4 separate regions of the Homo sapiens genome follow, and all the other regions are linked to region 3. Evidence: chromatin contacts called from ENCODE Hi-C or POLR2A ChIA-PET data. All regions are on one chromosome and are shown on one strand. Each heading gives the region's core, a stretch centred on a gene start or an enhancer-like site at or near the end of the contact. The rest is flanking DNA. Distances are from core to core; before and after follow the strand shown.

What was found. A loop is a pair of places that touch in the nucleus more often than their neighbours do. ChIA-PET counts read pairs that join two places held with the same protein, here RNA polymerase II (POLR2A). Pooled maps may share reads with other maps.
Region 1: a pooled map shows a loop between it and region 3 (13-fold over the local background). The contact joins the promoter of NBR1 here to the promoter of PSMC3IP in region 3. A Hi-C loop is called at or near these places in 2 of 37 single-sample maps with no recorded cell type and 11 of 50 pooled maps. POLR2A ChIA-PET finds 5 or more read pairs at or near these places in 1 of 52 experiments (activated CD4-positive, alpha-beta T cell).
Region 2: a pooled map shows a loop between it and region 3 (6-fold over the local background). The contact joins the promoter of ODAD4 here to the promoter of PSMC3IP in region 3. A Hi-C loop is called at or near these places in 5 of 50 pooled maps. POLR2A ChIA-PET finds 5 or more read pairs at or near these places in 3 of 52 experiments (AG04449, activated CD4-positive, alpha-beta T cell and naive thymus-derived CD4-positive, alpha-beta T cell).
Region 4: a loop to region 3 is called in a pooled map, with 13 times the contacts of the local background. The contact joins the promoter of NBR2 here to the promoter of PSMC3IP in region 3. A Hi-C loop is called at or near these places in 9 of 50 pooled maps. POLR2A ChIA-PET finds 5 or more read pairs at or near these places in 2 of 52 experiments (GM12878 and H1).

The regions. Positions count from the first base shown.
Region 1 is chr17:43,169,769-43,175,106 of GRCh38, forward strand. NBR1 (NBR1 autophagy cargo receptor) reads left to right here and starts at 1,446. Exons shown (of 21, transcript NM_005899.5): 1 at 1,446-1,534. LOC101929767 (a long non-coding RNA gene) reads right to left here and starts at 635. Exons shown (of 2, transcript NR_110868.1): 1 at 358-635. It overlaps LOC124900391 (a long non-coding RNA gene), which reads right to left and starts at 1,196. Exons shown (of 2, transcript XR_007065760.1): 1 at 648-1,196. It also overlaps a transcript of BRCA1 not described here and the pseudogene BRCA1P1. RefSeq lists enhancers at 267-476, 747-796, 1,047-1,156, 1,477-1,586.
Region 2 is chr17:41,926,587-41,932,093 of GRCh38, forward strand. ODAD4 (outer dynein arm docking complex subunit 4) reads left to right here and starts at 4,031. Exons shown (of 12, transcript NM_031421.5): 1 at 4,031-4,251. The coding sequence starts at 4,138. It also overlaps a transcript of ACLY not described here. RefSeq lists enhancers at 3,154-4,057, 3,770-3,859, 4,040-4,139.
Region 3 is chr17:42,573,964-42,579,568 of GRCh38, forward strand. It overlaps PSMC3IP (PSMC3 interacting protein), which reads right to left and starts at 3,766. Exons shown (of 8, transcript NM_016556.4): 1 at 3,690-3,766; 2 at 3,498-3,598; 3 at 3,250-3,339; 4 at 136-247. The coding sequence starts at 3,723. RETREG3 (reticulophagy regulator family member 3) reads right to left here. Exons shown (of 9, transcript NM_178126.4): 9 at 5,552-5,605. RefSeq lists a silencer at 3,678-3,727 and an enhancer at 4,028-4,117.
Region 4 is chr17:43,124,307-43,130,154 of GRCh38, forward strand. It overlaps NBR2 (neighbor of BRCA1 lncRNA 2), which reads left to right and starts at 1,251. Exons shown (of 8, transcript NR_138145.1): 1 at 1,251-1,464. BRCA1 (BRCA1 DNA repair associated) reads right to left here and starts at 1,058. Exons shown (of 23, transcript NM_007294.4): 1 at 965-1,058. RefSeq lists silencers at 354-389, 2,413-2,430, promoters at 1,043-2,799, 1,043-1,309, cis regulatory regions at 1,110-1,132, 1,294-1,302, 1,979-2,008, 2,359-2,388 and enhancers at 1,110-1,132, 1,239-1,368, 1,265-1,289, 1,419-1,508, 2,437-3,250.

The DNA.
Region 1 (5,338 bases), core at 196-2,695, 590 kb after region 3:
CAGAGGGTGCAGGCCTCCTGAGCCCAGGGGCCCAGTTATCTGAGAAACCCCACGGCCTGTCCCCCGTCCAGAACGTCTCAGCGAGCTCACGACGCGCAGTCACGTTTTTTTCCCCCCCTCTACACTGCAGATGTGGCTCCCAATGTTGACGTTGGCCAGGACCTTTGCAAACAAGCCAGGCCAAAAAGTTTCAATATTTACACTGGCTGCTTTAATAAGGGCATTGATCTTATCCTCCGTAAAGGTCACCTCATAGTCCTGCAGAATGAGGGCAGAGTAGATGCAGGCAAGCTGGGAGACGGAGGCCATAGCGCGGGCGAGTGTGGGGCTGGGGCTGCCGGACGCGGTGCTACTCACCGGATGAAGTGAGGGTCTCACCCCAACGCGGCCTTAGCTTCCTCGGAAGGACCGAACACCTTGGCGGCAGCCGAGGAAAGGGGTTCCACAGTTTTAATTTATCTGTAATTCCCACGCTTTACTGTTGCCACGGAAACCGCTGAGCAATAGCCTCTCAGAATAGGAAATCAAGACACAGTCAGAGGAAGGGCGGGACAGAAAGAGCCTAGCATCTCTCGGGGCTCTGGGTTGGCCACCCAGTCCTCCCCTGGTGACATAAAAAGAAAGAGACGGAAAAGGAAGAATTCTACCTGAGTTCGCCGTAAAGCGCCCGCCCTCTCGCCTCTACGCTTCCAGTTGCGGCTTATTACGTCACAGTAATTGCTGTACCAAGGTCAGAATCGCCACCTGAGGCCTGAATATCAGCGTAAGATAGTGTCCAAAGCAGTCTTAAGAAGAGGTCCCATTACCCCACTCTTTCCGCCCTAATGGAGGTCTCCAGTTTAGGTAAATAAAAGGATTGTTGGGAGGTGGAGGGAAAGAACTACTATTTCCAACATGCATTGCGGAACGAAAGGCCTTGGCCACACTGTTCCTTGGAAACTGTAGTCTTATGGAGAGGAACATCCAATACCAAAGCGGGCACAATTCTCACGGAAATCCAGTGGATAGATTGGAGACCTCCGCGGGCTTATACATGTCAACAGTAATGGATTGGAGTGTTGTTATGTTCTCCTATCTTGAGAGCAGAGACTAGGCCAAAAAAAGATACCTACAACTCCTAGGAAGACTACGATTCCCATCCAGCCCCACGAGTCTCGGGCAAGTAGTCCTCTAAGGTCAGTGGCCTGCGGGGACGCAGTGGGCGCCGAATTTGCCTGGGGAAGGGGAAATCCGCTCTGGCCCACATCTGCGCACTCCTAGTTCCGCCCCTCAGCCTCAATGTTTGTTATTGTTGTTCGGGTTCAGGTTGCTTCTGCCCCGCCCCATCGACGCAATCTCCACCAATCAATGGCGTGGTCGTTTTGAGGGACAAGTGGTGAGAGCCAATCATCTTGGCGAACACTCGGAGAAACAGGGGACTAGTTACTGTCTTTATCCGCCATGTTAGATTCACCCCACAGGGATAGCGGCAGAGCCGGTAGCGGACGGTCCTTGCATTGGCCTCCGGCAGGCGCCCCCCGGGGGCGGGAAGCTGGTAAGGAAGCAGCTGCGGTTACCTAGGGGTGGGGTCACGTCACGCTAAGAGGGTTTGGGGAAGTTCAAGGGAGGAATCCTGCAAAGAAGAGGGGCGACTTTTTCCGTGTTTCGGGACAGCTAATCTTTTTAGTGACAGGATGAGAGAGCCCTTCATGTTCAGAGGGACCGAGTTGGCGAGAAGCGCCGGAGAGTTGGAGAGTCTGTGGGTCAGAACATCCGGCTTCTACTGATGGAAGGCCACGACTCCCCAGTGGAATGAGGGCCTAGGCAAAGAAAATGAGAGAGCCCTCGGGGTAGTGACACTGTCTTGGGAACATGGAGTGCTAGGAAACGAAAACTGGAAGACTAGGATGAACTCTGCAAGTAAAAAAATGACACTACTTACACATCCTTCTCATCCCATCCTCGTTTTTTCGAGACCTTAAAGAGATCTCCTTGGTTAGGGACCTTCGGTTTTGGAAAGGCACTGTTTTTCCTTTTTGTCAAACACTCAGCTTTCAGGCCACACTTTTTTGAGACAGAGTCTTGCTTTCTCAAAGACCAACCCAGGCTGGGCTTGAACTGCTGAGCTCAAGCGATCCTCGTGCCTTGGCCTCCCAAAGTGCTGGGATTACAGGTATAAGCCACCGCTCCCGGCCTCAGGTCACACATTTTAAAGCCTGGATAACTTGGCTTGTAAAGGCCTCTGGTGGAGACAGTAATCAAAGCTCAGGTTGCCAGGTCTGTTTCATTAAAGGGATTTTGTTGAGGCTGAAAAAAAAATCGACGTGGAGGAAAAGCTAACTTGTGCCAAGCAAAGGTGAGTCAGTGGCATGGACTTACAATAATGCCAGTTATGAAAGCTGAAGGCCTAAGACCCAGCTATCTGACTCTACTGGCTGTAGACCTAAGGGGCAGATAGGGTTAACCATAGCTTTGGTGTTTACACACGTTTAAGATTAATGCTCCTGCTGAAAGAATTTTTTTACATGTCAGCCAAAGAGAGTTCCTTATGAAGACCTGGATATGGTCCAGCCAAGCTAGAATCTCCCACTTCCTGTTTTCTCTTAGTTGGCCCACCAGCTGGAGGAGCTCCAGAGTATCTAAATTTCCAATTGTGTAATTTGAGAAAAAGAGAGGAAGATTCATTTCCTTCACAAGTAGGGAAGTGTGTTTCTTGAAGTTGGAAAGTGATATTTCAGAATACCCACTTTTGGCGGACTGAGTCACTTCATTTCCTTGATTTTTTGCCTAAGGTCCTGGGGAATTGACAAAGATTCTCAAATTTTAAGGACCCCAATAATTACATTTCATATGAATGAATACTAGATGTCAGCAGGATTGTTGTTAAGAGACTAATATTATTTTGGTGGTGAACTTGGTTCTTGGTAGAAACAAAGAATGGAGAAAATTGGGGGATAATTGTCTTAGGGTTTCAAAAAAGTGCCTTTAAATGACAGTCTTAATTGTAGTATTTTACAGGGCAGTGCATTACATTGTGGAAAACAGTACAGGTTTATGGTTCTAAAGACTGGTTTATTATTATTTATTTATTTATTTGAGATGGAGTCTTGCTCTGTCGCCCAGGCTGGAGTGCATTGGCGCGATCTTGGCTCACTGCAAGCTCCACCTCCCAGGTTCACGCCATTCTCCTGCCTCAGCCTCCCGAGTAGCTGGAACTACGGGCGCCCACCACCACGCCTGGCTAAATTTTTTGTATTTTTAGTAGAGACGGGGTTTCACCGTGTTAGCCAGGATGGTCTCGATCTCCTGACCTCGTGATCCACCCACCTCGGCCTCCCAAAGTGCTGGGATTACAGGCGTGAGCCACCACATCCGGCCCTATTATTTTTTAAAATGTTTAATTGAACTTAATTTTTTTAAGGAGACAGGGTCTGGCTTTGTTGCCCAGGCTGGTCTTGAACTCCTAGGCTCATGATCCTTCCGCCTCAGCCTCCCAAAGTGCTAAGATTACCAGCATCAGCCACCACACCCGTCCAGTTTTTTATTTTATTTTATTTTTGAGACAGAGTCTCGCTCTATCACCCAGGCGAGAGTGCAGTGGCATGATCTTGGCTCACTGCAACCTTGCCTCCCAGGTTCAAGCAATTCTCCTGCCTCAGCCTCCTGAGTAGCTGGGATTAAAGGCCTGCGCCACTACACGCAGCTAATTTTTGTATTTTTAGTAGGGACGAGGTTTCACCATGTTGGCTAGGCTGGTCTCAAACTCGACTCAAACGATCTGCCTGCCTCTGCTTCCCAAAATGCTGGAATTACAGACATGAGCCACTGTGCTTGGCCTTTATTATCATATTTTTTATATTTGAATGACATTTTGAAAGAACTTGCGTACACATTTTTAATTTGATCCTTATGGTAACACTGTGAGATAGTCAAAGCAGACGTATTAGACCTATTTTATAGGTTAAAGAACCGAAGCTCAAAAGCGAACTGACCTGCTCACAGTTTTATGTCTAGTAATGGGCCGGAGGTATGTCTGGAAGCTAAGTCTTCCCAGTTTGTGTGCTCCTCCGCCTCCCCTCTGCCCCCCACCCCCACCCCCGCAGACCACGCTGTAAATCCCTGGGACTTAATCTTGTTCCTCTCAACCTAAGCTATTTTTTCATATCTTGTTCCTCTCAACCTAAGCTATTTTTTCATAAAGTCATAAAAACCAGTTAAACGTAACCATTCATCAGTAAACAAAATCCTTAATTAAAAACATAATGATCAGAATAGAAATCTGATTAAGGAATTGTTAACTTGTTAGGCATGATAATGATATCTAGACTGTTTTTAAAAAATTCTTATCTTTTAGAGGTACATACTCAATTCTTAATGGATAAAAGCATAGATGTCTGTCAAAATAATCTAGTAGGGAAAGGGTATTGCTGTAAACCTTTGGTTACAGCAAATTGGTCCTGAGTTGATAATTATGAAAGAAGCTAGCTTATGGGTCCATAGGGATTCATTATATTCTCTCTACTTTTGTATAGATTTAAATTTTCCCATAAAAATATTTTAAAAAATAGTCCGGGCATGGTGGCTCACGCCTGTAATCCCAGCACTTTGGGAGGCCGAGGTGGGTGGAATCACGAGGTCAGGAGATCGAGACCATCCTGGCTATCACGGTGAAACCCCGTCTCTACTAAAAATACAAAAAAATTAGCCAGGCGTGGTGGCGGGCGCCTGTAGTCCCAGCTACTCAGGAGGCTGAGGTGAGAGAATCGCTTGAAACCAGAAGGTGGAGGTTGCAGTGAGCCAAGATTGTGCCACTGCACTTGAGCCTGGACGACAGAACAAGACTCTATCTCAAAATAAATAAATACAATAATATAAAATAATTATATTATTATAGTTTGGTTAAAACATTAGTTGACTATGGTCAGTTCATTGTTGGGGCAGAAGTGGGAGATGCGGGGGTATATGTGAATGAGGATAGCCTTGAGTTGATTGTTGGTTTAACTAAGTGTTTATTACTCTCCACTTTTATATATGTTTGAAATCCCCCATTTAAAAAATCAGTACAAGGCCAGGTGCGGTGGCTCATGCCTGTAATCCCAGCATTTTGGAAGGCCAAGGCAGGCAGATCATGAGGTCAGGAGATCGAGACCATTTTGCCTAACACGGTGAAACCCCGTCCCTACCAAAAATACAAAAAAAAAAAAAAAAATTAGCCGGATGTGGTGGCGGGCACCCCAGCTACTCGAGAGGCTGAGGCAGGAGAATGGCGTGAACCCAGGAGGTGGAGGTTGCAGTGAGCTGAGATCGTGCCACTGCACCCCAGCCTGGGGCGATAGAGCGAGACTCCGTCTCAAAAATA
Region 2 (5,507 bases), core at 2,781-5,280, 650 kb before region 3:
CAAGCGATTCTCGTGCCTCAGCCTCCCGAGTAGCTGGGATTACAGGTGCCTGCCACCATGTCCGGCTAATTTTTGTATTTTTAGTAGAGACAGGGTTTCACCATGTTGGCCAGGCTGATCTTGAACTCCTGACCTCAGGTGATCCGCCCGCCTCGGCCTCCCAAAGTGCTGGGATTATAGGCATAAGCCACCACGCCAGGCCTTATTGTGTTTTTAAAACAGCTTTCTTAATATATAATTAATGTACAATAAACTGCACATAAAGTGTACAATTTGATGAGGTTTTTGGTCTTTTTTTTGAGATGGAGTTTCACTGTTGTTGCCCAGGCTGGAGTGCAATGGCACGATCTTGGCTCATCACAACCTCCGCCTCCCAGGTTCACGTGATTCTCCTGCCTCAGCCTCCCGAGTAACTGGGATTCCAGGCATGTGCCATCACGCCCAGCTAATTTTGTATTTTTAGTAGAGACAGGGTTTCTCCATGTTGGTCAGGCTGGTCTTGAACTCCCGAACTCAGGTGATCCACCCACCTCAGCCTCCCAAAGTACTAGGATTACAGGCTTGAGCCACCATGTCTGGCCAATTTGATGAGTTTTAATACATGTATATACCTGTGAAACAATTACCACAATCAAGATAATGAACATATTCCTCACCTCCATGAGTTTCCCTGTACTCCTTTGTAATCTACCCCTCACTTCCCTACTGCCATGTTCCCAGGCAGTTAGTCTGCATTTTCTAGAATTGTATTTTATTTGAGATGTGATGTCACTATGTTGCTCAGGCTGGAGTGCAGTGGCCTGATCATAGCTCAACCGTGTTAGCCAGGATGGTCTTGATCTGCCCGCCTGGGCCTCCCAAAGTGCTGGGATTACAGGTGTGAGCTACCACACCCGGCCACATTTAAATATTTCTAGTTAATTTTTGTATATGGTATGAGGTAAGGATCAAGGTTTAGACTAGGCGCAGTGGCTCATGCCTGTAATCACAGCACTTTGGGAGGCTAAGGTGGGTGGATTACCTGAGGTCAGAAGTTCGAGATTAGCCTGGCTAACACAGTGAAACCCTGTCTCTACCAAAAATATGAAAATTAGCCGGGCATGGTGGTGCACACCTGTAGTCCCTGCTACTTGGGAGGCGGAGGCAGAAGAATCACTTGAACCTGGGAGGCAGAGGTGGCAGTGAGCTGAGATCACGCCACTGCACTCCAGCCTGGGTGACAGAGTGAGACTCCATCTCAAAAAAAAAAAAACTCAATATTTATATTTAGACAGGCATGGTGGCTCACATCTGTAAGCCTGGCACTTTGAGAGGCCGCGGTGGGAGGATTGCTTGAGTTCAGGAGTTCAAAACCAGCCTGGGCAACATGGCAAAACCCTGTCTCTACCAAAACAACACAAAAATCAGCTGGGTGTGGTGGTGCGTGTCTGTAGTCCCAGCTACTCAGGAGGCTGAGGTGGGAGGGTGGCCTGAGCCCAGAAAGCAGAGGTTGCAGTGAGTCAAGATCTCACTACTGCACTCCAGCCTGGTGGACAAGGCCAACTCTCTCTCAAAAAATAAAAATAAAAATTAATTAAATACATATTTACATTAAAATATTTCCAGTTGATTTTTGTATATAGTGTGAGGTAAGGATCAAGGTTTTTTATTTTGGATTTTGTCTTTCCATATGGCTATCCAATTGCTTCAGCACACATTTGTGGAAAAGAGTATCCTTTCTCCATTGAATCTCTTTGGCAACTTCATTGAACATCAATTGATCATATATGTGTGGATCTATTTCTGTTCCATTAATCCATATATATTTACATATTTATGCTAATACCATTACCGTAGCTTTAAAATAAGTCTTGAAATCACAGAATTTAAGTTCTCTTTTGTTCTTCTTTTTCAAAATGGTTTTGGCTATTTTAGGTCTTTTGCATTTCCACATAAATCTTAAAATCAGCTTGTTAATTACTGAAAAAAAAAAAAGGCTGCTGGGGCCAGGCACAGTGGCTCATGCCTGTAATCCCAGCACTTTGAGAGGCTGAGGCGGGCAGATCACCTGAGGTCAGGAGTTCAAGACCAGCCTGGCCAACATGGTGAAACCTCATCTCTACTAAAAATACAAAAAATTAGCTGGGCATGGTGGTGTGCACCTGTAATCCCAGCTACTCAGGAGGCTAAGGCAGGAGACTAGCTTGAAACCGGGAGGCGGAGATTGCAGTGAGCCGAGATCACATCACTGCACTCCAGCCTGAGTGACAGAGTGAGACTCCACCATAAAAAAAAAAAAAAAAAAGCTGCTGGAGTTCTGATTGGAACTGCACTGAATCTGTAGATCTCTTCCTTGCAGGAGGTTTTTTTCTGATTAATCCTGGTTGCTCCAGCAACAGTCCTCAACTCATCAATGAGCCCACCTTAACTTAGAACAGGACCAGTTTCACTGCAGGTCCTTAAACCTGTTGCTGCTCCTTAAACACCCTGTGAATGTACACACCTCCAGCCTTTGCACATGTTATTTCCTTTTTTTTTTTTTTTTTTGAGACAGGGTCTTGCTTTGTTACACAGGCTACAATGCAGTGGCCCAAACATGGCTCACTGCAGCCTCGACCTCCCACGCTCAAGTGATCCTCCTGCCTCAGCTTCCTGAGTAGCTGGGACTACAGGCACACGCCACCACACCCAGCTCACTTTTGTATTTGTGGTAGAGACAGGGCTTCGCCATGTTGCCCAGACTGGTCTCGAACTCCTGAGCTCAAGCGATCCTCCCACCTCAGTCTCCAAAGTACTGGGATTACAGGCATGAGCCACCACACCTAGCTCTCATTCTCTACTTACGTCTACTGGGCTCCACCATACTCACCCTCAGCTCAAATATTACCCCTCTATGAACATGTCTCTAACCCATCCCAGACCCTGGCTGAATCATTCATTTGCCTGGGTTTCACACCACTTTGTCCTCATCTCCCTCACAGGCACACAGAACTTTTAATTACTAGTTAATATCACTTAAGTGGCCGTTACTTGTTTATACATCTTTCTCCCCTATTAGATAAAACTCCTTCAAGCAGGGACCATATTATTTCTTATATTTTGAATTAAACCTTTTGAGATAATCATAGATTCATATGCAGTTCATAAGAAATAAATACAAAAGAGATCCCATGTACCCTTTTCCCAGTTTCTCCCAATGGTAACATCCTTAAAAACTTTAGTACAATAACACAACCAGAAAATTGACACTGATACAATCCACTGATCTTACTCAAATATCCCCAGTTTTACATGTATGCCGTGTGTGTGTGTGTGTGTGTGCATTTGTAGTTAAAGACATCTTTTTACTATTTAAACTTTAACAATGACATTAGGACGTTTTGGAAGTAACGTAGTAAAGGCAGTTAAGCAAGCTACTTAGGGTATCGTTGGAGCCCAGAAGAAGCACCTAGTCCACTTTTGGAGGAGTGGTGATGGTGAGGGAATGGGGAAGGACGTCAGAATATGCCTTGGTCAAGGCCCGCTACTAGTAGCTGCTCAAATAACTGCGTTAAATTATGTTGAACCCAACGTTATTTTCCATGTTTTCTTATGCAAATCCTCGCATCCCTGAGTGTTCCATTATTTTCATATTTATTTGGCAGGTGGAACATTCGAGGCTGGGAGCCCTTACATGCCCCGCGAGAGGTCACGCAGTTAGGAAGTGACAGGAGCGAAGTCAGCCCAAGTCTGCTGACTCCAAGCCCAGTGCTCTCTCCCCCTAATGGCGGTACGCCGTGCACATATCCTTACCACGTATGCCTCATCCCTATTCGGAACTTTGCCTCCAACCCTCTTCCTGTTTTCTTGGCTGTCTTACAAGGGAGCCTTTTCAGGCAGCAACTCCAGAGAGAACCGCCAGAGCGTGCAACAGCAAACACTAACCAGCCCAGCCGTCAGCCACGCAATCATCACTCCCTGGCCCAGTGCGCGGCAGAACTGGCGCAAGCGCACGCCGGCAGGTTGTACCCAGAATCCGGGCCCTTGCCAGACGGGGGCGGAACCGGAAGTCGCTGTACATCTCATGGTTGCTAAGAAACGGAGCTTCCACAAACCAGATAGAGGTTCTCCAGCTTTTCTTTGATTGTCTCTGCTTTAGCGTCTCTAAATCCGGTCACCATGTCGGACCCCGAAGGCGAGACCTTGCGAAGCACCTTTCCCTCTTATATGGCCGAAGGCGAGCGGCTCTACCTGTGCGGGGAATTTTCTAAAGCCGCGCAGAGCTTCAGCAACGTGAGTCGAGCTCTCAACCTATCCATCACCCCATCACCCGTCACTTTTTTTTTTTTTTTTTTTTTTTTTTTTTGTGACGGAGTTTCGCTCTTGTTGCCTAGGCTGGAGTGCAATGGCACGATCTCGGCTCGCCGCAACCTCCGCCTCCCGGGTTCAAGTGATTCTCCTGCCTCCACCTCCCAAGTAGCTGGGACTACAGGCGCGTGCCACCATGCCCGGCTAATTATTTTGTCTTTTTAGTAGAGATGGGGGTTTCACTGTGTTGGCCAGGCTGGTCTCGAACTCCTGACCTCGTGATCCACCCGCTTCGGCCTCCCAAAGTGCTGGGATTACAGGCGTGAGCCACTGCGCCTGCCCCCTGCCCTCACCTTTTGATTGCAGATAACACTGAGGTCTTGATGATGCCTGGAGGACCCTGTTGTTTCTATTATTCACTGATTTTTGATGGACACACTGCTGTCACAGATAAGCCCTGTGGTTGGCCATTTTCTACCAGTTCCCACTTGCAATCTCCATTCTCTGCGTTAACAGTGACCTTTTCCTCCACTTTTACTTAAATGTTTCATGATTAACCGGCCTCCTTCCACAGAGCAGCCTTACCTTCCCATCATTTGCTGGCAGATTGGATGGGAGGTTGCATGCAGAAGCCTCAATGTCCCCAGCACACCGTTGCTTATAAAAGGTGGCCAGTAAGCAACATATGATTATTATTATCAATTTTGAGACAAAGTTTTGCTATGTTGCCCAGGCTGGAGTGCAGTGGCAAGATCTCAGCTCACTGCAACTTCCGCCTCCCCAGGTTCAAGCGATTTTCCTGCCTCAGCCTAGGGAGTAGTTGGGATTACAGGCATGTCCCACCACGCCTGGCTAATTTTTGTATTCTTAGTAGAGACAGGGTTTCACCATGTTGGCCAGGCTGGTGTCGAACTCCTGACCTCAAGTGATACACCTGCCTCGGCCCCCCAAAGTGCTGGGATTACTGAGGTGAGCTGCTGCACCAACCAGCAACATTATTATAGTAACCCTAGTATAAATTGCATCATCCCACCCTAAGGGGATTGGGTGATGGTTTTTGTTGTTGTTGTTGTTGTTGTTGTTGTTGTTTTGGAGACGTAGTCTTGCTCTGTCTCCAGGCTGGAGTGCAATGGTGCGATCTTGGCTCACTGCAACCTCCACCTCCTGGATTCAAGTGATTCTCCTGCCTCAGCCTCAGGCACACTGCTAAGCAGACTGGATTTTTGTTGTTGTTAAGATGG
Region 3 (5,605 bases), core at 2,516-5,015:
ATGCCTAAGGGAGCCCAGCAAAGGGGTCTTAGCTGCAACAAGATGCTGCAGTCATTGAACCATTCATTTAGTAATTCCTGACCTCTAGAATGAACCTAAGCCTATGGGCACTTTGGAGGGGCTACCCAGTCCTACCAGCCTCCATGTAGCGGCAGCTCTGCTGCAAGCTCTGCACCTTAGCAGTGAGGGCCACGATTTTGCCATCTAGGACTTGAAGGTCAGCATCACTCACCATGTCAAACTGGTCCTGCCAGACAAAGAGGGAAAATACAAGTGAACTGTTGTGAGGCACAAAGATGGGAACACACACCTGGGAAGGCACCATTTGGATATGCTCAGGAACCAGCCACACCCCAAAGTCTCCAGAGGGTCTGCAGAAATAGTGGGAGAGTACTTTTGAGAAATTGTTTTCAGTTAAGGAGCGGCCCCACTAAAAAGGTAGGAAAGAAAAGCTGAAATCTAATGCTTGTCCTTAAGCTACTAGGTTGACAGGATACTGATTAGGACAGAAATCTTCCCATTTAGTGATAAAACCACTACCTGGGCTGAAGCAGTTAAGTAACATTGTTCCCACGGTGGGGAAACCTAGATCATGGGTTTCCATAATAGATAGAAACTGGACAGGTGAAGAAGCATGATGGATGGGATGGATGGACTTCTTTTCTTCTTCCTTCCTGTCCTTTCTTCCCATCCTTCTTTCCACCTTCCTCTCTCCCTCCTTCCTTCCTTCCTTTTTCCTCCCTCCCTCCCTCCTTCCCCCTCCCTTTCCCTCTCTCTTTCTCTCTCTTTCTCCCTCCCTTCCCTCTTTTCCTCTCTTTCTTTCTCTGTCACCCAGGCCAGAGTGCAGTGGTGCAATCTTGGCTGACTGCAACCTCCGCCTCCTGGCTTCAAGCGATTCTCATGCCTCAGCCTCCTAAGTAGCTGGGATTACAGGCGCGCACCACCAAGCGCAGCTAATTTTTGTATTTTTAGTAGAGAAGGGGTTTCACCACGTTGCCCAGGCTGGTCTCAAACTCCTGGGCTCAAGTGATCCATCCGCCTCAGCCTCCCAAAGTGCTGGGATTACATGCATGAGCCACTATGCTGGGTCTTGGGATCCATGTAGATAAGGGATTCCAGTAAGTCTGAGGAGCTTCTCTCATGAGGGGCCATTGCTAGAAAAGAACTGCACTGGGGATCAGTGTGGGGGTGGGGGAGGTCACATCAGTTGGTGATGGGGAGCAGGTTGAAAAAGTATGCCAGCCAGTGCAGTCTGGACTCTACACTTGGGCAAGGTGAACCTATAGGGCAGAGGCCAGCAAACTATGGCCAGCAAGCCAAATCCTGCCAGATGCATGTTTTTGAAAACAAAATTTTATTGAAACAGCCCCACCCGTTCATTTACATAGTCTACAGCTGCTTCTGTTCTACAGTGGCAGAGGTGAGTAGTTGTGGCAGTTGTACAGCCAGCCATGACAAGAGATACATATGGCCCACAAATCCTAAAAATACTGTCTGGCCATTTGCAGAAAAAGTTTGCCAAACCCTCCTTTAGAGAATTATCTTTAGATGAGTAACACAATGCAGCCTGTTTTAGGAAAGTCAGCCTTAAAAGTGGTTTGGTTCAGTTTAACGAGTAATATCTGCTGGATGTTAGATACTGCGGAGGTGCTGATCAGATAAAAATGAATTGAGAAATGGGGTCTGCCCTAGAGGAACTTCAGTTGAATAAAGGAGACAAGTAAAAATTGTAATACAGCATGCCTCAAAAGAGGTAAGGGCCAGGCTGGGCACAGTGGCTCATGCCTGTAATCCCAGCACTTTGGGAGGCCGAGGCGGGTGGATCACGAGGTCAGGAGATCAAGACCATCCTGGCTAACACGATGAAACCCCATCTCTACTAAAAATACCAAAAAAAAAAAAAAAAAAAAATTAGGCTTCGTGGCGGGTGCCTGTAGTCCCAGCTACTCTGGGAGGCTGAGGCGGGGGAATGGCGTGAACCCAGGAGGTGGAGCTTATAGTGAGCCGAGATTGTGCCACTGCACTCCAGCCTGGGTGACAGAGCGAGACTCCGTCTCAACAACAACAACAACAACAATAACAAAAAGAGATAAGGGCCTGAAAAAGAAACAATTAGCTCGGAGCATTCAAGGAAGATTTCTGGAAAAGGTGATGTCTAAGTGAAATCCTCAAGGAAAGAAAGAGCTGGCCAGGAAGAGAAGCAGGTACAGGGAAGACAACATGCAAAGGACAGAGCAGTAAAACACACCAGAATTATCTAGTGTTCGTGGATAGAAAAATAATGAGGATTGGTGAGGCCAGAGGCTGGCTGGGGCGTCTTCCGGTGCCTTTTACATGTTTTTTGCAGCACTAGAGAGCCATTGAAGAGTTTTAAATAGGGAAGGTGCATGACCAGATCTATTTAGACAGATCATTCTGACTGCAATGTTTAAGAGTTTAAGATATGTTTGAAGAGCCAAGATCTGTTAGGAGGATACTGCAACAAATAAAGAGGGCGTGAACTAGAGCAACCATGGCAGATGGAAAGGAGAGTGGATTCAAGAATGGAAAAATTAGCCAGGCTCTGTGGTTCACGCCTGTCCTCCCAGCACTTTGGGAGGCCAAGACAGGAGGATCACTTGAGCCCAGGAGTTGGGACCAACCTGGGCAGCACAGTAAGACCCATCTCTATAAAAATTAAAAAAATAAATAAAAACGGAAAAATCAGCTGGACTTGATGGTTGACTAGTAAAGGAAGTCAAGAATTGCTCCCAATTTCTGGTTTGGGTGAAGAGTAATTCCATTAGGGGAGGAGAATGTTAGAAAGAAACCAGTCCGGGGTGGGGGGAAGATGAGGCATTCTACTGTGGCAATTTTGACTCTGATATTAATGCCTGACAGATTCCAGCTGGAGGTCTGGGCTGGAGAATATAAATTTGATATGTGTGTTTAGAGAATCGGATGGAGGCAGGAGGAACATCATTTGGCAGAGGGTGTTGCTAATGTAGATGATAAGGAATAAGAGCTTTGGAGCGGAAATGGATCTTGGTAGCAACAATACAGAATCTTCTGTCATCCATCATATTGTAAATCTGGAAACCTCGTGAAGTTGGGATCCTAACAAGAGGAGTACACACCTTGATTTAAGGATGGTGGCCTAAGACAGGTGAGTTTTCCATGGGGGGCCTTGTCCCCAAAGAGTTCACACCAGGAGTAGATTCACCCGTTGTCGGGCTCTCATGGGTGACAATCGGCGCAAGTTCTCCTCACCTGATCCGCAAAATAGATCTTCTGCTTGCCGTACATCTTCTCTTTGATCTTGCCTTGTTGCGCCAGCTGCTCCAGCGTCTTCACCACCACCTGGCAGAGGAGAGAGAAGGAGCAATCAGAGGAGTCTGAGCCTGGGTCTGGGGAAATCCAGCCAGTGATGTGGAAAACGCCCAAGGCTCCAAAGGGCACGACCCCAGCCTGAATCCAGGGAGTCCGACGGAGAGGGAATCCCGGGAGAAGGTCCTCACCGCCTTGCCCAGTCCGTGTTCCCGCTGTAGGTTCCCGAACACATCCTGGGAGCTGTAGGGCCGGTTCTGCTCCTGCAGGTACCTCAGGAGGATCCCGGCGGCTACGGAGAGAAAGGCAGGGGAGGGGGCCACTCAACCGACCTCCTCACCCACTGCCCTCCCGGGTCTTCCCCGCGCCCACGGCGCCGTTACCTCCCGCCGCAGCTTCTGCCCGGCCTTTACTCATCGCCTTTCCCGCCACCCAACTCAGAAAGCCGGACGTTGTAGTTGCTCGGGGCGACGGCTCCTTCCGGCGACGGGGGCGGGCCTCGAACGGTGATTGGCTGAAGGGGAAGCCTTCCGGAGGAGCAAAGCGACCCCTCCCGGACTCCATAGTTCATTTCAGGTCGGAACTTGCGCATTCGGGCCGGACCTCAAGCCATGGGCCTCTGCGAAGGCGCCGGCGTGCCCACGGCTAAGAAACTTCCTCTTTCTGCTCCCGGGAACGAAGGCTGTAGCAGAGAAGGCCTTCAAGTTTCGAGACCCAGTTCCAGCCGCAGCTGAGCACTGGTGACCTTGAATTAAGTCTAATGTTGGGATTGGAAGACGCTTCAGACATCCGCTGCCGCCCTGGGCAAGCGACCAGCTCAAGGTTACCCCACAGGGACGTGCTCTGGTCCCACGGTCCAGTGCTCTTTTGTCGGTTAGTTTTGTCATTTGTAAAATAGGAACAGTAGATAGTGGTAGGAAAGTGGTTGTGAAAACTTAATAGAAAGCTAAGCGCCTTGGTCGGGCGCAGTGGCATGTCACCCCTGCAATTCTATCACTTTGGGAGGCTGAGGCGGGCGGATCGTTTGAGCCCAGGAATTCGAAACCAGTCTGGGCAATATGAAACCCCATCTCTGCAAATAAAGTACAAAAAATTAAGAGTGGTGGCGCGCTTCTGTGGTCCCAGCTACTCTGGAGGCTGAGGTGGGAGGGTCACCAGAGCCCCGGACATCGAGGCTGCAGTGAGCCACTATGAGCGCGCCACTGCACCCCATCCTGGCGACAGAGCGAGACGCAGTCTCGAACAAAAAAAAAAAAAGTGGGAAGGGGGGACAGCTAAGCGCCTTGGAGAGCAACCACCCTTATTTGCCTAATACCGAGCTTCGCACCCAGGGGGCACTCGACACCTACTGTAGTTTGGACGCCAAGGAACGATAGGGTTAGGAGGGGGCTACTGTTCAACCACAAAGCTTGTGGAAAAGTTTGTTAGCCCAGACAATCTCAGGGCAACACCTGGCAGGTGCTTTCCACCCCTGACCACAGTGGCCAATGGGACAGAGCCTGAAATAAATATTTCTAGTTTCTGAGGTGAGCTGAAGGCCAAAGAGCAGCTGTCCCTGCAGCTCAGACCATCCAGTGAAGGAGTAAGGTGCTACTTTTTAAAGCCTTCTGCTACCTACAACCTCCTTAGCCTTTAAAACGTGTGCTTGTCTCTGCACGTTTAGGAGACAATATTAAGAATTAGAAATGAAAGGGCCGAGCGCGGTGGCTCACGCCTGCAATCCCAGCACTTTGGGAGGCCAGGGCGGGCGGATCACGAGGTCAGGAGATCGAGACCATCCTGGCTAACACTGTGAAACCCCATCTCTACTAAAAATACAAAAAATTAGCCAGGCGTGCTGGTGGGCGCCTGTAGTCCAAGCTACTCAGGAGGCTGAGGCAGGAGAATGGCGTGAACCCGGGAGGCGGAGCTTGCAGTGAGAGATCGCACCACTGCACTCCAGCCTGGGCGACAGACCAAGACTCCGTCTCAGGAAAAAAAAAGAAATTAGAAATGAAGGAAATACAGGCTAAATACTAGCCAAGAGTGCCAGTTATACTGATGGTGGGGCTCTCACAAGAAGGAAAGTAGCCTCATACTATGGTGATGTTCTGGCCATCACGAAGTAAAAATAGGGGTGGGCTGGTGGGTCCCTCATACCTGGGCTTCCTCTTTTAAGGCTATCACTTCAAATTAATCAGAACTCAGATTTACAAGAGAAGACCTATCAAGGGTAGGACACCATTCAGCATCAGTCTCTTAAAGATTGTTCTCATACAAGATTTATTCCCCAGCACACCCCTCCCCTCCTCAGTTCACA
Region 4 (5,848 bases), core at 1-2,500, 550 kb after region 3:
TAAATTCTGAATTTTTTCACATATTGCTGCCAACCCCTTGGGTCTTTTCCTTTCTCCAAGAAAGAGAAAGCTACAGAGGAGTGACTGACCGGGTAGGTGGTGGTAGCCTTAGCTTTCTCCAATGTTTCTGGTTGTTTTCTTTTTCTTGCATAAAACCAAAATCAACAACGACCAAACCAACACCAATCAAGGCCTCCCCGCCCCTAACCTTTCCCAGTGACCTGCTCTCATCTCTGGATCCTCCTCAAGCACATCCCTGCCGGCAGCATCTGTTACTACTGACGCTCCTCTACTTCCCTCTTGCGCTTTCTCAATGGCGCAAATGGATCCAGTTCTTAAGTTCTCCCTCCCACAAAATCCTGTCTCCTCCCCTTCCCAGACATATTCCTGGCACCTCTTCTTCCACAAGGTCCCATCCTCTCATACATACCAGCCGGTGTTTTTTGTTTTGTTTTGTTTTGTTTTGTTTTGAGACAGTCTCGCTCTGTCGCCCAGGCTGGAGTGCAATGGCGCGATCTCGGCTCACTGCAACCTCCGCCTCCCGGGTTCTAGCGATTCTCCTGCCTCAGCCTCCTGAGTAGCTGGAGCGGCACCACGCCCGGCTAATTTTTGTATTTTTAGTAGAGACGGAGTTTCACCACGTTGGTCAGGCTGGTCTGGAACTCCTGACCTCATGACCAGCCGACGTTTTTAAAGACATAGTGTCCCCCTCAAGGCATATTCCAGTTCCTATCACGAGGATTCCCCCACGGACACTCAGTGCCCCCTTCCTGATCCTCAGCGCTTCCCTCGCGACCTACAAACTGCCCCCCTCCCCAGGGTTCACAACGCCTTACGCCTCTCAGGTTCCGCCCCTACCCCCCGTCAAAGAATACCCATCTGTCAGCTTCGGAAATCCACTCTCCCACGCCAGTACCCCAGAGCATCACTTGGGCCCCCTGTCCCTTTCCCGGGACTCTACTACCTTTACCCAGAGCAGAGGGTGAAGGCCTCCTGAGCGCAGGGGCCCAGTTATCTGAGAAACCCCACAGCCTGTCCCCCGTCCAGGAAGTCTCAGCGAGCTCACGCCGCGCAGTCGCAGTTTTAATTTATCTGTAATTCCCGCGCTTTTCCGTTGCCACGGAAACCAAGGGGCTACCGCTAAGCAGCAGCCTCTCAGAATACGAAATCAAGGTACAATCAGAGGATGGGAGGGACAGAAAGAGCCAAGCGTCTCTCGGGGCTCTGGATTGGCCACCCAGTCTGCCCCCGGATGACGTAAAAGGAAAGAGACGGAAGAGGAAGAATTCTACCTGAGTTTGCCATAAAGTGCCTGCCCTCTAGCCTCTACTCTTCCAGTTGCGGCTTATTGCATCACAGTAATTGCTGTACGAAGGTCAGAATCGCTACCTATTGTCCAAAGCAGTCGTAAGAAGAGGTCCCAATCCCCCACTCTTTCCGCCCTAATGGAGGTCTCCAGTTTCGGTAAATATAAGTAATAAGGATTGTTGGGGGGGTGGAGGGAAATAATTATTTCCAGCATGCGTTGCGGAATGAAAGGTCTTCGCCACAGTGTTCCTTAGAAACTGTAGTCTTATGGAGAGGAACATCCAATACCAGAGCGGGCACAATTCTCACGGAAATCCAGTGGATAGATTGGAGACCTGTGCGCGCTTGTACTTGTCAACAGTTATGGACTGGAGTGTTATGTTTTCGTATTTTGAAAGCAGAAACTAGGCCTTAAAAAGATACGTACAACTCTTTAGGGAGACTACAATTCCCATCCAGCCCCAGGAGTCTGGGGCAAGTAGTCTTGTAAGGTCAGTGGCCTGCGGGGACGCAGTGAGCGCCGAATTTGCCTGGGGCAGGGGAAATGCGCTCTGGCCCATGTCTGCGCACTCGTAGTTCCACCCCTCAGCCCCAGTGTTTGTTATTTTTCGGGTTCAGCTTGCTTTTGCCCCGTCTCCGTCGACGCAATCGCCACCAGTCAATGGGGTGGTCGTTTTGAGGGACAAGTGGTAAGAGCCAATCTTCTTGGCGAAAACGCGGAGAAACGGGACTAGTTACTGTCTTTGTCCGCCATGTTAGATTCACCCCACAGAGATAGCGGCAGAGCTGGCAGCGGACGGTCTTTGCATTGCCGCCTCCCCAGGGGGCGGGAAGCTGGTAAGGAAGCAGCCTGGGTTAGCTAGGGGTGGGGTCACGTCACACTAAGAGGGTTTGGAGAAGTTCAAGGGAGGAATCCTGCAAAGAAGAGGGGCGACTTTTTCCGTGTCTCCGGACAGCTAATCGTTTTAGTGACAGGATGAGAGAGCCCTTCGTGTTCTGAGGGACCGAGTGGGCGAAAAGCGCCGGAGAGTTGGAGAGTCTGTGGTTCAGAATGCGAGGTGACAACGTGCTAGCAGCCCTCGCTCGCTCTCGGCGCCTCCTCGGCCTTGGCGTCCATTCTGGCCGTGCTGGAGGAGCCCTTCAGCCCGCCACTGCGCTGTGGGGGCCCCTCTCTGGGCTGGCCGAAGCCAGAGCCGGCTCCCTCTGCTTGCGGGGAAGTGTGGAGGGAGAGGCGGGTGTGGGAACTGGGGCTGCGCGCAGCGCTCGCCAGCCAGCGCGAGTTCCAGGTGGGCGCGGGCTCAGCGGGCCCCGCACCCCCGGCCCCGGGCAGTCAGGGGCCTAGCACCCGGGCCAGCAGCTGCAGAGGGTGCGCCGGGTCCCCCAGCACTGCCGGCCCGCCTGCACCCCGCTTGAATTCTCACCGGGCCCCAGCCGCCCTGCACAGGGCAAGGCTCAGGACCTGCAGCCCGCCATGCCCGAGCCCCCTCCCAACCCCTGTGAGCTCCAGCGTGGCCTGAGCCTCCCCGACGGGCACCGCCCCCTGCTCCTCAGCGCCCGGTCCCATCGACTGCCCAAGGGCTGAGAGGAGTGCAGGCGCCCGGCACAGCCCTGCGCAGGATCCACTAGGTGAAGCCAGCTGGGCTCCTGAGTCAGATGGGGACTTGGAAAACTTTTATGTCTAGCCTGAGGATTTTATATGCACCAGTCAGCACTCTGTGTCTAGCTTGGGGTTTGGGGATGCACCAATCAGCACTCTGTATCTAGCTAATCTGGTGGGCACTTGGAGAACTTCTGTGTCTAGCTAAAGGATTGTAAATGCACCAATCAGTGCTCTGTGTCTAGCTCAAGGTTTGCAAATGCACCAATCAGCACTCTGTGTCTAGCTAAAGGTTTGTAAACGCACCAATCAGTGCTCTGTGTCTAGCAAATGTAGTGGGGACTTGGAGAATTTTTATGTCTAGCTAGAGGATTGTAAATGCACCAATCAGCACTCTGTGTATATCTAGCTCAGGGATTGTAAATGCACCAATCAGCACCCTGTCAAAACGGACCAATTAGCTCTCTGTAAAATGGACCAATCAACAGGATGTGGGTGGGGTCAGATAAGGGAATAAAAGCAGGCTGCCCCGCTGGGTGCCAGTGGCTCACACCTGTAATCCCAGCAATTTGGGAGGCCTAGAGGGGTGGATCACGAGGTCAAGAGATCGAGACCATCCTGGCTAACACAGTGAAACCCCGACTCTACTAAAAAGACAAAATATTAGCTGGGTGCGGTGGTGGGTGCCTGTAATCCCCTCTACTGGGGAGGTTGAGGCAGGAGAATGGCGTGAACCCGGGAGGCGGAGCTTGCAGTGAGCCCAGATTGCACCACTGCATTCCAGCCTGGGTGACAGAGGGAGACTCCATCTCAAAAAAAAAAAAAAAAAAAAAAAAAAATGCAGGCTGCCTGAGCCAGCAGCAGCAACCCGCTCTGGTCTCCTTCCACGCTGTGGAAGCTTTGTTCTTGTGCTCTTTGCAATAAATCTTGCTGCTGCTCACTCTTTGGGTCCGCATAGCATTTATCTGCTGGTAACACCGACCGCAGAGGTCTGCAGCTTCACTCCTGAAGCCAGCGAGACCACGAACCCACCAGGAGGAATGAACAACTCCAGACGGGAGGAACGAACAAACTCCAGACATGCCGCCTTAAGAGCTGTAACACTCACCGCAAAGGTCTGCAGCTTCACTCCTGAAGCCAGCGAGACCACGAATCCACCAGAAGGAGGTAACTCTGAACACGTCCGAACATCAGAAGGAACAAACTCTGGACACATCATCTTTAAGAACTGTACCACTCACCGTGAGGGTCCGCAACTTCATTCTTGAAGTCAGTGAGACCAAGAACCCACCAATTTCGGACACAAGAACATCCGGCTTCTACTGATGGAAGGCCACGACTCCTCAGTAGAAAGAGGGCCCAGGCAAAGAAAATGAGAGAGAGTCCTTGGGGTGGTGACACTATCTTGGGAACATGGAGTGCTAGGAAACGATAACTGGAAGACTAGGATGAAATCTGCAAGTTAAAAAATGACACTACCCATATATCCTTCTCATCCCATTCTCCTTTTTTCGAGACCCCGTTAAAGAGATCTTGGTTAGGGACCTTTGGTTTTGGAAAGGCACTGTTTCTCCTTTTTGTCAAACACTCAACTTTCAGGCCACACTTTTTTTTTTTTTTTCGAGACAAAGTCTCGCTTTCTCAAAGACCAGCCCAGGCTGGTCTTGAACTCCTGAGCTCAAGCGATCCTCCTGCCTTGGCCTCCCAAAGTGCTGGGATTACAGGCATGAGCCACCACTCCCGGCCTCAGCTTGGATAACTTGGCTTGTACAGGCCTCTGGTGGAGACAGTAACCAAAGTTCGGGTTGCCAGGTTTGTTTCATTAAAGGGATTTTGTTGAGGCTGAAAGAAAAAAAAATCGATGTGGAGGAAAAGCTAACTTGTGCCAAGACAAGGTGAGTCAGTCACATGGACTTAACAATAATGTCAATTATGAAAGCTGAAGGCCTAGGACCCAGCTATCTGACTCTACTGGCTGTAGACCTAAGGAGCAGGTAGGGTTAACCATAGCTTTCGTGTTTACACACGTTCAAGATTAATGCTCTTGCTGAAAGAATTTTTTTACATGCCAGCCAAAGAGAGTTCCTTATGGAGACCTGGATATGGTCCAGCTAAGCTAGAATCTCCCACTTCCTGTTTTCTCTTAGTTGGCCCACCAGCTGGAGGAGCTCCAGAATATCTAAATTAATTTCCAATTGTGTAATTTGAGAAAAAGAGACGAAGATTAATTTCCCTAACGAGTAGGGAAGTGTGTTTCTTTTTTTTCTTTTTTTTTTGAGACTGAGTCTCGCTCTGTCGCCCAGCCTGAAGTGCAGTGGCACGATCGCGGCTAGTGCACTGCGAACTCTGTCTCCCGGGTTCACGCCATTCTCCTGCCTCAGCCTCCCGAGTAGCTGGGACTACAGGCACCCGCCATCACGCCCAGCTAATTTTTTGTGTTTTTAGTAGAGATGGGGGTTTCACCGCGTTAGCCAGGATGACCTCGATCTCCTGACCTCGTGATCTGCCTTCCTCGGCCTCCCAAAGTGCTGGGATTATAGGCGTGAGCCACCGCACCTGGCAGGAAGTGTTTCTTAAAGTTGGAAAGTGGTATTTCAGAATATCCGCTTTTGGCAGACTGAGTCAGTCACTTCATTTTCCTGATTTTTTGCCTAAGGTCCTGGTGAATTGACAAAGATTCTGCCCAAATTTTAACGACCCCAGTAATTACATGTCATATGAATGAATACTTGACGTCAGCAGGACTGCGTTTTGGTGGTGAACTTGGTTCTAGGTAGAAACAAAGAATGGAGAAAACTGGGGGATAATTATCTTAGGGTTTCAAAAAAGTGCCTGATCTTCACAGACTTCAGGGTCCTTAAAATAACAGTCTTAATTGTAGTGTTTTACAGGGCAGTGCATTACATTGTCAAAAACAGTACAGGTTTATGGTTCTAATGACTG